2 separate regions of the Homo sapiens genome follow, and region 2 is linked to region 1. Evidence: read pairs that join two places in POLR2A ChIA-PET (ENCODE). Cell type or tissue: OCI-LY7. All regions are shown on one strand. Each heading gives the region's core, and the rest is flanking DNA. Links, peaks and the distances in the headings are about the cores only.

Region 1 (2,919 bases), core at 212-2,711:
TGTGTTAACATCAGAGAGTGTACTTACACAAACCTAGGTGGTTTCGCCTGCTTCATACCTAGGCCATATGGTGTAGCCTAGGCCGTATGGTGTAGCCTAGGCTATATGGTGTAGCCTAGGTTTGCAGCAGGCAAAACCATCCAAGTATGTGTAAGTACACTCTATGTATGTAGCCTCCAAGCTACAAACCTGTACAACATGGGACTGTACTAAATACTGGAGGCAACTGTTACACAAGGGTATTTATGTATCTAAACATAGAAAAGGTACAGTAAAAATACAGTATTATAATCTGTTATAATGTATGTGGTTTGTCATTGACCTAAACATCATTGTGTGGCACATGACTGTACTTCTTCCAGTTTAAAAGAGGAAGTGAGAAATTTTCCAGTTTAAGTATTTAGCAATAGTCATGTGGTTCCAGATGCAAGACAGAACCCTTTTGTAGCTGAACCTGGTAGGGAGGGAGAGGGGTTGAAGAATGGCTGGAAGGCAAGATACCTGGCACCTTTTTGAGAAGCTTGAATTCATTCCTTCAGGACTTTCACAAGAAGGAGAAATGGACCTGAGTCTAGAAAACCTGCAGCTAAAGACAAGTTACCAAAAATGCTAACCTTGAAGTTTAAATTTGGATTAGGGGTTATCAAAGACAACATTCTAATTAGGGTATAGGTGTAAAATTTGGATTTGTTGTTCAGATTCTAGTAGAGAATTAATCAAAGTTTGTTCCAGAGTCTTTATTTTTGAACGTGGTATTTAACAGTCTGTTCTGGTTAAAAGTTTACAAACTAAGTCTGAGGGAAACCAGTGAGCTCTAACCAAATCTCAGGAACAGCATGCACCTCGATGTTGTGACCTTTGTAATATACAATGAATGCCAGACACCTAGTAATCTTGTACGTAAAATGTAGAGAAATTCACTAAGGGGCAGAATTTAAATTCTTATGTACTAAAACTACAAAGCAAAAGCCACCAAAGTTACGTCCTGCAGTAGTGTGCTTATAATCAGTTGCATCTCTGGTACCCACAGCTCAGTGGCCCTGTGGCTTTGTGAGGGAGAACCTCTTGCTGAATTTACTTAGGCTTGAAGTATCGATTTCTACCCCCCTCCCCAAGGGTTCCCCCCCTCCATGGGTCCCCACCTCCCCATGGGCCTCCCCTTCCCCATGGGTCCCCCCCCTCCCCATGGGTCCGTCTGTGCTTACCGCGAATGATGATTGGTCCCTTTGCTCTTACCATGCTTATCGTCGTTTCCCTTGTTTCCCCTAGTTGGTCATTATTAATATAAGGTAAATGTCTTTTCTTTCAGTCCTCCTCGCCCTCTGACTAATATGAATGACACCATGGTTAGCCACATGTCCTCTGGAGTGCCCACTCCCACCAAGAGGTACGTATGTCTTGTGCCTTCGACTTGGGTGTTGGCCTCTGCTACTGATTTGCGATGCCCCTGCCAGAAATGAGGCCTGAAAAGCAGGTTGTTCCACAGGGCAGAAAGGACTGGTTTGCTTTCTCTTCCTTTGACCGTCTTTTAGTCTTAATTTCTACTTTTTATTTTCCTTTTTTCCCCCACCGACTCACAAATATAGCAACTGAAGTTTGGCTTTCAGTGGTGCCTCAGGTGGAAACTTCATTTGTGACAAGCAGTGGTGGCAGTGTCAGAGCAGATTAGGCACGTTTCAGATCCGTTTTTTTAACCTTAAACAATATTTTGGTAGTCGTGAGTTTCAACAGTTTTGCCTTTGAATTCTTTGTCAAAGATCATTTTTGCTCTTTGATTAGACTGTGTAAATTGAATTAATCCCTTATAAAATTTTCTCCTGAATCATTCTGTGTATGATTTATAAACATTTAAGTTGGAAAGCCTGAGTCTCTCTCTTTTGGTTATGCAAGGAGTTTGCTTTAGGGGCCTTCAAGGAATGAGAACTGTGTACTTCTTTCTCCTCTTTATTTAATTTGCTCTTCTCCAAAAATTCTCTCAGGCAGGACTTAAAAGAACTATATAAAATGGCTTTCTATTTGGTATAAGCTGTTCCATGACCCAGAGCAATGCAAAAACTCCCTCAAGGGCATGGCCATTAAAGAATTCTTTCTAACAGTCATCACTCAGAAACAAGAAAACCACAAAGACATTCCAGCCCACCCCCTAGTCCTTCCTGGAAAAAAATACATTTTGTGCCATATGTACCGATTGCTTTGGATTAATTCAGCTATAGAAATGCTATAGAAATTTTGACTATATAATACATAGTGCTTAAGACAATGATGTTTGTTCCCATTGGCTAAAACTCCTACGTCAGTGTTTATCAAACCTGACTGATGAGAAGAATCACCTGGGTCACTTGTTGAAAACAGATTTCTGGGACAACATCAGACCCAGTGAACTGGAATTTCTGAAGATAGGATCTTGAGAAGCTACATTTTTATTCCAGCTGATTCTTATCATCAAGCAAGTTTGGGCAATAGCCTGACAAGGAAGCTAACGAGTAAAGTGTAGGACTACCCTGAAGAGAGAAGTTAGGGACTTAATAAATCAGAGTGGCCTGATAACACATTACCCGCATGGAGACTCAGGACCTGACCAGGTAAGAGTACTTGCCTTTAGCCTTGCTAGGGCACTTTCCAGCAGCAAGAGAGTCAGGCCACTGCTTCTGGACAGAGCTGAGTGGTACAGGGCACCAGAGCATGGACTCTTGAGCCAGACTCTTTCTGAGTTGGAATCTGGCTCTTTGCTTACCTTGAAATGTTCTTGTCTTCATTTTTTTTTTTTTTTTAAATTTGGAGACACTGTCTCTGTCTGTCACCCAGGCTGGAGTGCAGTGGCCCAATCTTAGCTCACTGCAACCTCCACCTCCCAGGTTCAAGCGATTCTCCTGCCTCAGCCTCCCGACTAGCTGGAATTACAGGCACCTGCCACCATAC
Region 2 (2,919 bases), core at 212-2,711, 71 kb after region 1:
TCAGAAATACGGTTGTAGGATTCATCAGCATGTTACAGAGGGACACTAGGGTCACCAGAGACTGATGAAGTCCCTACTGGCAATGGTGTTTATGACCATTGGTGCATTTGAGCTATGGGCCTCTCTGGCCTCAATCAAACAATATCCCAATCCTAGTCTGGAAACAGTTCAGATGTACAAGTTCATCTAGGAACATTTTAGGGTTCCATTTTTCCCAGTGACTCAGTGCACCATAAAATTTCACTGCTGGATCTCTAATACCACATTCACTGAGCTATCCAAGGAAAGGGGTTCTGTTTATTCATGAAGGATTTGTTTCCTCCAACATTTATCTGATCTCTCCTATTAGAAGTTAATTATCTAATAATGATCATCTGGCTTAAAGACTTAAAAAGACTTTATATATGTTTAATAGAACATTTTATATAATGATCATCAGGCTTAAAGACTGTAACTTTAGACAGTAAAAGTTATGTAAGGATAGGAAGCTCCTTCAGGGTGGCCTTGGCCCAGCTTAGGTAGTGGGGCAGTGGGCCAAAGGATAATATACCTGGCACTCTGAAAATAATGTGATTAGTGGAATCTTGGGGAATTGGCCAAGAGAACTTTGCCACACTTGGGACCTTTCCTTTTACTTCAGTGAGTTTGGCTATCACGTGGGATCTTGCCATCATGCCCTATCTGATTTCCAAGACCCAGACAAATACCCACCTACAGCTATACCAAAGAGAGCATGGTTTGGCCTGGCTCCAGGAAGCCCCCCTTTCTGATCACAGCTCTACCAAATATACCTCAAAGGAAGGGCACTTAATGTTTAGTTAGCAATGGTCGACCCACAAGGGCTCACATAAACCTCATGAATACTAACTTTGTAAGTTTAAGAGAAAGTACTTTCAGAAAAACAAACCTATGCAACAAGAAAAAGAAACCTCCTCTTTGGCCATTAAAGAGATTGTTGGTGAACCCCTTGATGTTAGCATGCCTCATGGGTCACGTTCCCTTCTTAGCCTTTGGATACAGTCTCACTGGGAAGCGATTCAGATTCACATGCTTCTGCAATCTTCTGGGCTCCGTGGCTCTTAATCTTCCGAAATAGAAGCCTGAGTCTACTTCCCAAAAGGCAAAGGATTGCCATTCATTTATTTATTTAGCGGTGTTTTACTATATATGTTCAAGACAGTGAGCCTGGCCTTTTGGAGGATAAAAAGAGAAATCGTACACAAATACCACCATCAAATAGTCTGAAAGTTATTTCATGGTTGACATGATACCCTAAATGCAGAAACACAAGCCGGGCCAGTGGTATCCCGGGCCTCAGGCACCACTGCGGCCCTCCTAAGTTGGCAAATGGTACAGATGTCTGTTGGTAAATGAGGATCGCTGTGCTATACGTAGGACTCTCCCACAAACCTTTATCCTGGGTCGCAGTCCCAGGATATGTGCATAGACTGTCTGCTACTGCTGGCTCCCTCCCACACATGGCCTTGCAAGAGTTGGCAGGGTGTATTCATCGGTCTTGGCACCTGTACTCACCGTAGGGACCTGGCAGTTTGTTGTTATTTTTTTTCCAAAAAGAGGAAATATCACTATAATACTAAAAATAGGTTTGGTTTTTCTTTTCTTTTTTTTTTTTGAAACGGAGTTTCACTCTTCTTGCCTAGTCTGGAGTACAATGGCATGATCTCAGCTCACTGCAACCTCTGCATCCCGGGTTCAAGTGACTCTCCTGCCTCAGCCTACCAAGTAGCTGGGATTACAGGCGCACGCCACCACGCCCAGCTAATCTTTGTATTTTTAGTAGAGATGGGGTTTTGCCATGTTGGCCAGGCTGGTCTCAAACTCCTGACCTCAGGTGATCTGCCTGCCTCGACCTCCCAAAGTGCTGGGGTTACAGCCATGAGCCACCGCGCCCAGCTATGGTTTTTCTTTATGGTTAAGTATAAGTCTATTTGAGCCCAAAGCTTGAGGATGGCCCCCCAGGAGCAAAGATTCAAATTGCCCTGAATATACATTCTGATTAGCAGCAGTTACAGTGGGTTTAAAAAAAAAAAAAAAAAAGAAAAGGCAGTTCCTAAGTTGTTTACCAAGAACTTACATTAAAGTAACATAAGCAGGGCATGTGTTCTCAGGATCTCCTGAGGGTTGTGTCACAGGCCAGATACGTTTTAAAAAAATAATAACATAAGCTATTGATTATCTATACATTGTTCTTTTTATCGCACATTCCAGGAACATGAAGCTAATGAGTGAAGCAGCTAGTCAGTAACAAAATGCCTTTAAACCATTGCCCCCCCGCCTCGTCATGGCAGGGTGGCGTGACTGAAGCCCCATACCTGTGTCTCTGGGGACCTGATAAAGTTTGAATACCTCATATAATTCAGACTTCCCCGAGTTATTTTTGTTCTCATTTCCCCTCTTTTCATCAAGATCCTTCTGGGAAAGCATCATAGATGAACAAAAATGGTTTTGGTTTCTTTTATGTTCAGGAACTTACTCTTGCATACCCAGAAGGTTCATTTCCAGATGGTCCTGTCTTGCGTGGTGGGGATGGGGGATGGGTGTTTGTATTTCACTCCCCCAAAACTCCCTGAGCACCTAACAAGAGTCCGAGGATACAAGAGAAAAGTAGCTTTGGGGTGTGTGCCACACCCCCCAATATTTTTCATCACTCATCAATGTCAGGCTGAGAGATTTCCTTACCTACTTCCTAAATTTCCCTCCTGTACTATATTTCTGTCTTTTCCTCTCCTGACCAGAATGCACACAGCATATGAAAACCATCCTTCAGGGCCTCCAAAAACATTATCTCCTCAGCCAACTGGAGAAATTCTTCCACTGGAAGAATATTGAATTCCTAGGACACACTGCCTCCCCCAGAATACTACAGACTGAATCTCAGCAAAGCATTAACAGAAAAGG

Evidence for each region. Peaks named below come from ENCODE experiments on the same cell type or tissue, not always from the same donor. Only the 100,000 strongest peaks of a DNase experiment are listed, where the experiment ranks them.
Region 2: POLR2A ChIA-PET joins it to region 1 with 5 read pairs; 4 of 35 experiments call an interaction of 5 or more read pairs at or near these places.

The regions. Positions count from the first base shown.
Region 1 is chr2:25,481,264-25,484,182 of GRCh38, reverse strand. DTNB (dystrobrevin beta) reads left to right here. Exons shown (of 21, transcript NM_021907.5): 10 at 1,310-1,387. Among named protein-coding and RNA genes, the nearest start is that of DTNB-AS1, 62 kb to the right of the region's middle. In OCI-LY7, for the core only: a CTCF peak has its summit at 1,649; DNase peaks (open chromatin) are centred at 382, 1,002 and 1,642; H3K4me3 peaks cover 1,785 bases; H3K27ac peaks cover 2,460 bases.
Region 2 is chr2:25,410,074-25,412,992 of GRCh38, reverse strand. The region is part of intron 16 of DTNB (dystrobrevin beta); the gene reads left to right. Among named protein-coding and RNA genes, the nearest start is that of DTNB-AS1, 9.6 kb to the left of the region's middle. RefSeq lists an enhancer at 2,464-2,583. In OCI-LY7, for the core only: no CTCF peak of the experiment used is centred there; DNase peaks (open chromatin) are centred at 1,522 and 2,422; H3K4me3 peaks cover 1,141 bases; H3K27ac peaks cover 2,500 bases.